2 separate regions of the Homo sapiens genome follow, and region 1 is linked to region 2. Evidence: chromatin contacts called from ENCODE Hi-C or POLR2A ChIA-PET data. All regions are on one chromosome and are shown on one strand. The core of a region is the stretch at or near the end of the contact, and the rest is flanking DNA. Distances in the headings are between cores, read along the strand shown. Region 1 holds the start of SS18 (SS18 subunit of BAF chromatin remodeling complex). Region 2 overlaps KCTD1 (potassium channel tetramerization domain containing 1).

Region 1 (4,095 bases), core at 73-2,572, 370 kb after region 2:
CACCTCAGCCTCCTTAGTAGCTGGAACTACAGGTGCACACCACCATACCCAGCCAATTTTTAAAATTCTTGTAGAGACAGAGGTCTCACTTTGTTGCCCAGGCTGGTCTCAAACTCCTGGCCTCAAGTGATTAAATTTTTAAAATAATGTATTTTTTCTTTATTTTTCCAATTTATATAAAAATGGAAATATTTTTTATTATTCATTAACGTTGGGTAACACTTTATATAAACTTTCCCTTTGTGTTATATGGAAGTCTAAATTTACAGAATACTTTAAAACCCCACGGCAACACAAAACCCACATTTGTCCGTGTTCCTTCCATAATTTGAAAACTTTGCCTTTTTCCCTTACACTGACTTGAAGCCTGGCAGCTTGGGCCTAATTTACAAGGCACTAAGTAAGTACTCTCTTAAAAAACAGAGAGTGAGGATGCCCTGTTTCACAACTTAATTCCAAAAAGCCAAGTCAGACGAAATCGACCCACTTTCCTGCTAAGGGTTTGTCCCAAGAGGCGAGCTCTTCTCTGTCCGCTCCAGCCAAGCTGGCCGATTGCCCCTGAGCACTGGACACAACCTTGGTGTCCCGGTTTCGGGTCAGGGTTACTTTCCAATTGTTAGGCACGACTTTGTGCGTGCGTGCGAGACTGTGGACTCGGAGGTGCGCATTTGGGGCGTAGCCGAGCCATTTAAACCAGCGAATCCGCGTTCACCTTGTCCTTCCACCTCTGCCCTATCTCGGCAGATGCTCCACGGATTTGCACGAACTCCCGAGTCTTGACCTCCCTCCCCTCTCCGGGCTGCCGGGACAACTCGGGGCGGCCACTCTTGCCAGGAGGCGTAAGTAAGGATGAAGTTGGAAAAACTGAACTAGGTCTAGGGCACGCTCTGCAACACAGTCGGGGAGACGCTTCAGAGGGCCGGAGAGGGAGGCAAGTTGCCACGGCGCGAAGGGGGCGGGCCGGCTTGGGCCGCTCGCATTTCCTGTGACAGGGGCTGCCCCAGCCTCTCCTTCTCCCGCGGCGGCGGGACCATTTCCTGAATCGCTGAAGCGGAGGGAGGACTAGGGCGCGACTCTACCATTAGCGCAAAGGGCCAGGGGGTGCCCATAAGGAGAGCTCGGGGGATGCAGGGACGGTCAAGAAAGTTCGGCCAGGGCTAGGGGTCCCCCAGAGTGCGCAGAAGCGAGACATCCCTGGCCAGAGTGCCTCCTTCAGGCCTGCCCCGCCGCCCGTCCGCTTGGCCCCGGAGCATCCCCCCTCCCCGCATTCCCGAGGTGGTTCAGCCCGAGAGGCCGGCGTCTCTCCCCCAGTTTGCCGTTCACCCGGAGCGCTCGGGACTTGCCGATAGTGGTGACGGCGGCAACATGTCTGTGGCTTTCGCGGCCCCGAGGCAGCGAGGCAAGGGGGAGATCACTCCCGCTGCGATTCAGAAGGTGAAACCGCGCGGGGTTGCGGATGCCAGGCCCTTACCGCCTCTGGGAGAGACAGACGCGGGGGGAAGGGCCGGGCCCGGAGTCGACCGGGCCGAGGCGGAGGCGGGCCTGCTGGGAATCAGCAGTGTTTGGGAACACGGACTGCTGGCTGTGCCTGAGTGGGTGGCGGAAGAGGGTGAACCGGTTTTTCTCGGAGTCTTTCACGCATTTACGCGTTTTTCTACAGACACAAAAGCCCAAACAGCCGCCGCCTGATTTCTCTAGGGATGGGGCGGCGTTCGGGCTGCGGGGCGCGTGCGCCCGGCGGCGGCCGCTCAGGGAAGGGCGTGTGTCGGACCGGCGGCCCCGCGCGTTGCTCCGGAGTTACTTTGGCGTCGCCCCGCCCCGCGTGCCGCGGCTGCTTCGTGCGGACCCCACCGCGGGTCGCGGCAGGCAGAGGGGAAGTCGGTGCGCTGGTCGCCGCCCTGCAAACTCAGCCGAGTTTGGGAGCTCGCAGGAGGACTTGGGGAACGCTGGAGGGAACCTTAGTATAGAGTTTGAGGAGCGGGCAAGGAAGGTCCCCATGGACTCTGGGGTTGTCCCCAGAGCCTCTTCTTCCCTTCTGCATCGCCGCCTATTCATTTATTCTGCAGCAAATATTTATTGAGCGCCTATTTTAGGCGCTGAGGCTACTGTGGTGAGTCATGGTCCTTGCCTTCCTGGAGCTTACAGTCTAATGGTGGAGACTGTCGTGACCAGTTAATGTAAGTCGTGATAAATACACAGGGAGCTGCCTCCTTTTTAAAGGATAGAGCTGCTGCAGTCGCTGCTGTGTTACTGCCAGTCGGAACACAAAGGTTCTTTATTGTCCTCTACCCCTTGTTGCCTGCAAGCAAGGCAGCATTCTAAATTTTACTGACCTAGACTTTCAGAAGTTGCTGCTGTATTTAGCAGTTTACTTTAAATATTTTTGTTTTGTTTTATGCTGTGTAGCAAAGATCAAAATAGAAAAAAAGGTCAAGTTTTAGTACCACTCAGACCACGTAGATTATGCTAATCGGTTTCTGTTTACTGTCAGGTTCTTCGTAGTGTGGCTTTTGACATTTGCCCAACTGTTGCTTTATTTTATGAACAAACGGGCTTGGCAGTGCCTGGAAATGCAGTGCTTTCATATAGTGCTCTGAGTTAAGTCTGCAGCCTGGCAAACAGCTCCAAGTACGCACTCACGCAAAACTGCGTTTCTGGAGGGCTCACCTTTTTTATTTTTGTACACAGGAAAAGTCCAGAGTTTTTCTTTTTTTTTTATAGTTTCTGTTACATAAGTCTGAAGATATTTATCATGGATAATGATTAATTCGGAGGATGCTGATCAATTATTTTCCATTCTCAGCTGAACAGAAAAATGGGCTCTAAATTAATTGCCTTATTCTACAATGGGAGAGATTGATATTAGATGTGAGACAGATATTTTAATGGTGAAGTTCAATAGTTTGAGGAATATACTGGAGATAATAAGTTGTGAAATCATTAGGTTGAGGACTGGATTCGTGCTTTTTAAGGACTTTTTTTGGTCATCCAATGGTTCTATTTAAGAAATAACTGCATTTATTAGCAGATCATGTTAGTGGTTTTTTTTTTCCCCCAGTAAGTGAAGATTATGATTCACGTGCATAAAAAAGTGACAGTTAATGTTAAATGGATGTTCCTTTTATTTAGATTGCGTGATTATGGTATTGTGCTAATACTTTTGAATACTGGTAGGGTGGGGCAGGTTCTGGAGGAGCATATCCTGAGTCCCTTGATCTTACAGCTGAATCAGCCCCTGAAAACTTAAGTGACTTGCTCAAAATGGCAAAACTGGCACTGAAACTAACTGGCCTTTTAATTGCTACAATCAGTACTCTTTCTTCAGCTCCACTTTACTTAGATGAATTATTTAACCCTCAAAGCCAAGATTGCTTGGAATGTTAAAAGATGATAGAATGATAAATCGGTATGTTTTTCCTCTTAAACTTTTGAGACAGCATAATTATGAAGTAAACTCATAAAGTCTGTAACAAATATACATGCATAGAAATTATTATGTTTAATTATTATCTCATAATTGGAGAGTCACAAAACCATGCTGTTATAAAACTTGGAAACTAACCAGCTACCTCATCAAGACTCCTGGGCTGAAGTTTTCATGTATTTATTTCATTCTGGAGAAGGACAGAATTTTTCTTTACTGTTCCAAAGCATTAGAATGATGAAAAACCAACTCGGACTCTTAACTTTTAGTCTTAATTGGCTAAAGCTTCTATTACAGATAGCAGAGGTAATTAAATGTTTGATATAAAAGAATTCAGATTTTCCCTTCTGGGCTTGTTTATTCAGAGGGAGAATAATTGGAATATTAAAACATTATTGATTAAACACGATATCATTCCAAAGGTGTAAAAGTAAGATTTTTTTGCGGTGAGCTGTCATATATATTAAAAGGACCCAAGGGGATTCAATTTCTGTATAGATGAAACATTTCTAGAAATCTGAAGGGAAAAAACTCAGTTATTGAAAAGATTGTCCGTATGAACTGTGCATGGCATATTTTTACAAGAGATTTAAACAGTACGTAATGAAATTTTATGCAAGAGAGCTGCTGATACACTAATGTTGCTTTAAATTATATTTGTTATTAAAATG
Region 2 (4,313 bases), core at 64-2,563:
GTGAGCCTCACTGCCCATCCAGGGCCAGACCTCAGAGTGGATTATTAAACAAGTGGCTTGTGAACCTAGAAGGAAGAAAAGATGGTGAGAACTCAGGGTCAGCATGGGGAGGACTTCTAACCCCAAGTCCTTCCTGTTAGCTTCATTCACTTTGGACACATTGGGAGATCAGGGCTTTGTCCGCCACCATGCCCGGCTAATTTTTTGTATTTTTAGTAGAGACGGGGTTTCGTCATGTTGGCCAGGCTGGTCTCAAGACTCCTGACCTCAGATAATCCACCTGCCTCGGCCTCCCAAAGTGCTGGGATTACAGGCGTGAACCACCACGCCCAGCCGATAAGATATTTTCACTGGAGTCTAGATCCTTCCTTGTGCTAAGTTTTGTAATTAAATCTCACAAGAAAATAAAAAGCAATAGCATAAGTTCTCGCTTCTCTTGCTTGTGTAACTCTCATTGCTGTTTAAAATCTCCTTGGTAAATAAGTGTTTAGGTCAGTATCTTACAGTTGGCGTGATGCCAAGATGACAAAGCCCCAGAGTGGGGATCCCAGGTAGAACCAGGAGGAACCTGCAGAGGCTTCCCCACTCCTACCCCTCAGGCTGGGCTAAGGGCCCCGGTTCTGCCCTGTCTTAAGAGTGGCCACACCTCAGCCTAGTTTTCAGCTCCTTAAAGCAAAACAGTATCTCCTCTGGGTCAGGAGGCTAAGCAGGTAGAACATGTGCAAGGAAGATTTTCAGAGCAGTGGGCTCCTTTCCTGCAGGGAACCAAGACTCCTGTGGTAAGGGGGTTGCCAGGAAAAGGACAGAATAAAGCAGCAGCCCATTCCACTGAGATGAGTGTCGTCATCAGCATCTTCTACCTGATCTGAGTTTCTTTATATGGAAAGTGGATTACCCAGCTAAAGACCCCCAAGTACTGTCATCTCTCCATGCTGTTTTCTCTGGAAGCGTTGAATAATGCCGCTACAGCTGCTGCTGCTATTGCTTGATTTGCAAGAGAAAGAGCAAAGTGCAAAATAAAAATATTTATCCCATGGTCATCTTGTGCTTCTCATACTCTAGCCCATCTGGACATCAGGGGCCTCTTTGAGGCACTCGGACCACATGTTTGCAACATTGGCTGTCATGCAGGCACTGGGCATCCCCTGCCAGCTCTTGCCCATGGACGGAAGGCACAAATGCCTGTGTCAGCTGATTAAAATGTTCTCAGTCAACATGTCTAGACAAGTATCCACTTATCTTACACCCAGAAATGATTGTGGCCATAGCTACGTTTAGCCATAACATTGACCTGCTTGTTAACATTGTTCCTGAGTTGCTGCCTCCCCCTCATTCTCTTTTGTCTTCCCATTCAGTGGCTTATGTGTGTGTTTTAATACCTGTTTTGTTAGGTTTCTGTTTCAATTCAACAGATTATTTTAAGGCTGGAGGAAAGGAAACCATGCCAAAAGACCAGGTGTTCTTGCTTTCAGAAATGCAGAAATGGACAGGTTTTCTTTATTGCACATCTTGCAGGAGTCGAGGCCTAAAGTTGTTTATGTCTCTGACTCTATGATGGCAGCTCCATCAGGTGGCACAGGGCAGTACACTAGCCTTCCAGCTGTCCACCAGCCTCCCCCAAACCATCACAAATCAACACCTAGGTTCAAGTAAAAGCCACATGCCTGCCCTCCAGGTGCCCATCCCTGCCTGTCTCTAGCCTCATATCTCTGTCCCACACCCTCCTGTGGCCACCAAAGGTGACCGGGAGCTTCTGATGAAGGGTGCCCATTGGCAAGCTTATGCCTCCCCTTGGTCAATATATGCGTTCCATCCAAGAGGATAGAAATTGGGTTCTCACCGACACAATCAAACTTGAAATACCCAAAGACATTTTTTCTACTAAAAGAAACAAGTCTTGGGTGAATCCTTTCACATCTCAGTTTTCTCATCTGCAAAATGGGAATAATAGTGGTTCCTAATTCACTGGGCATTGACGAGGGTTACAGGATTTAAATCATGTAAAGCACTTAGAAGAGGCCTGACCAGCCCTAATCTACTCAGCTCCTTTTATCTTCACTGAATGAATGAATGAATGAATGAATGCAAATTGAGCCTCTACAAACATGTCGTAAGTGAAAAACGCACATGCAGATTTGATTAGTGACATAACAAGAAGTGGAAAAAAATCACCTCTTAGATGTGGACATGTTTAGTACTTTATGTTTGCAGTTTGCACTGTGAAATACCTTTTTTTTTTCCAGGACTACACTTTGTTATATGAAGAGGCAAAATATTTTCAGCTTCAGCCCATGTTGTTGGAGATGGAAAGATGGAAGCAGGACAGAGAAACTGGTCGATTTTCAAGGCCCTGTGAGTGCCTCGTCGTGCGTGTGGCCCCAGACCTCGGAGAAAGGATCACGCTAAGCGGTGACAAATCCTTGATAGAAGAAGTATTTCCAGAGATCGGCGACGTGATGTGTAACTCTGTCAATGCAGGCTGGAATCACGACTCGACGCACGTCATCAGGTTTCCACTAAATGGCTACTGTCACCTCAACTCAGTCCAGGTATAGCATTGTTACGCACTGTGTGGCATCAAATGCCACTCTTACTGTTGTCACTTAACCTTGCCCTCACATGGTGCCTTTCCTCCAAAGAGCTTAGAAACTCACTCAGTGACACTTCTGTTGGGTAGGTGAATTATCACCCTCTATAGCAGTCATTCCGTAAGTCTTGTGATTGTGCCAGGTGCTGGGATGAGCACTGGAGATACAGAAGAGACAGATATAGAACACGACAGCTGGGCACGGTGGCACACGCCTATAGTCCCAGCCACTCCAGAGGCTAAGGCAGGAGGATCACTTGAGCCCAGGAGTTCAGGTTCAGCCTGGGCAACATAGTGAGACAGACAGACACAGAACACGATGGACAGCTCTGTGTTCATGGAACTGCATTATGGGAGTGGAGTGGGAGGCAAACAGTCAACATAAATATATTGCCCAGGAGGTGGTAAGTGGATTTCTGGGGCAGAGTATGCTGGCATATTGAGGACTATCAGGAAAGCCAGTTTGGCTTGAAGAAAGTGACTCAGGGAGAGAGAGTACCCAGACAGGAGGCCCGGGAAAATCAGGGACAGATCACGGAGAGCCTCGTTAGGAGGTGGCAAGTGCCCTAGGATTGTTTATTTTGGCATCTTTTGGTTTTGGTTCGTTTGTGTATGTGAGCCAAATGGAAATCCATTGGAGGGTTTTGAGCAGAAGGGAGAACTGACAGAACTCGTATTTTAAAGTGAACATTGCGACAGCAGCTAGAGAATAGGAGAAACAAGGAGACCAGGCAGCAAGCTGTGGTTCAAGCAGCTGAAAAGTGTCCAGTTGTGTGTGTCTGGAGGGTAGAGCTAATAAGGTTTTCTGACGATGGCTGTGGGTTGTGAGACATAAGCCCGGGATGACTAAGATTTTTGACAGAGGAACTGGGTGAGTGGAACTGCCATTTCCTGAGATGGAGAAGTGTAGGGGAGCAAGAGATGTGGGGGTGGAATTGAGAACTCAGAGGCTAATGTGTGCTGAGCACCGACTCTCTGCCCTACCCTGGGCCATGGCCTGAGCATGTGTTGTCTTCTTACAACCCTAACAGGTAAGCACTGTTAATCCTCTCTGTCTTGCTGATGGGAAGGCAGAGGCACACCTGGGTCTCGATTCCAGCTCCGTGTGACACAAAACCATTTGAAGTCAATGGAGTGAGGGTTCTAGTTTTTTCCCTCTTTTTAACTGGAATGGGCCCATGACTTTGTTCAGTATTTAGTCAGCAGAACCCTTCCCAAAGCACAGAGACTAGAAGCACCCACTCTTCTGTGCTGCCTCTTGAGGATTGTTCCACTACTATTTATAACTCTTTAAAATATATGAACAGATGTCTGAGAACAGAAGAGCAGAAAACTGGCAGAAAATGTTCCCTAAGCATGCTAGCGGAAGGCACATGCTCCCAGGCGGCGGGCTGGCTGCTGGGTCGCAGGGTTCCCGAGGACGAGATTCGCGTTCTCACCTGTGCGGAGAGCGTCCCCTGGAGGTGTGTGGTGCTCCCGCATGGCCCTGCACAGCGTTCCTGAGACGGCCTCAGCAGTTTAAGCCTCTTTAAAGCCCAGAAAGCCTGTCCCCTTCCACACAACAGCCTGCCCTGGCTATCACTGGAGCAGACAGAGGGGCAGAACCATTCAGAGCCAGGACAGGAAGGCCTCGGCCACACCTTTGGGCCAGTGAATAACGATCATCAATTCATGTGCTTGACAGTTTCCCACATCAGATATGGAAATTTTCATCTGGATTAACGTG

What was found. Hi-C counts contacts between places; a loop is a spot of excess contacts on that map. ChIA-PET counts read pairs that join two places held with the same protein, here RNA polymerase II (POLR2A). Pooled maps may share reads with other maps.
Region 1: a loop to region 2 is called in a map of prostate gland, with 4 times the contacts of the local background. The contact joins the promoter of SS18 here to the enhancer-like site in region 2. A Hi-C loop is called at or near these places in 1 of 168 maps with a recorded cell type or tissue (prostate gland), 13 of 37 single-sample maps with no recorded cell type and 5 of 50 pooled maps. POLR2A ChIA-PET finds 5 or more read pairs at or near these places in 2 of 52 experiments (Panc1 and activated T-cell).

The regions. Positions count from the first base shown.
Region 1 is chr18:26,087,840-26,091,934 of GRCh38, reverse strand. SS18 (SS18 subunit of BAF chromatin remodeling complex) reads left to right here and starts at 1,322. Exons shown (of 11, transcript NM_001007559.3): 1 at 1,322-1,434. The coding sequence starts at 1,366. RefSeq lists an enhancer at 868-987.
Region 2 is chr18:26,457,856-26,462,168 of GRCh38, reverse strand. It overlaps KCTD1 (potassium channel tetramerization domain containing 1), which reads left to right. Exons shown (of 5, transcript NM_001142730.3): 4 at 2,244-2,549. Among named protein-coding and RNA genes, the nearest start is that of LINC01543, 37 kb to the right of the region's middle. RefSeq lists enhancers at 1,091-1,240, 1,331-1,630, 3,200-3,269. Within about 2 kb of position 1,313, at least 4 of the 41 ENCODE cell types and tissues checked have a DNase peak (open chromatin) inside an H3K27ac peak, as active enhancers do.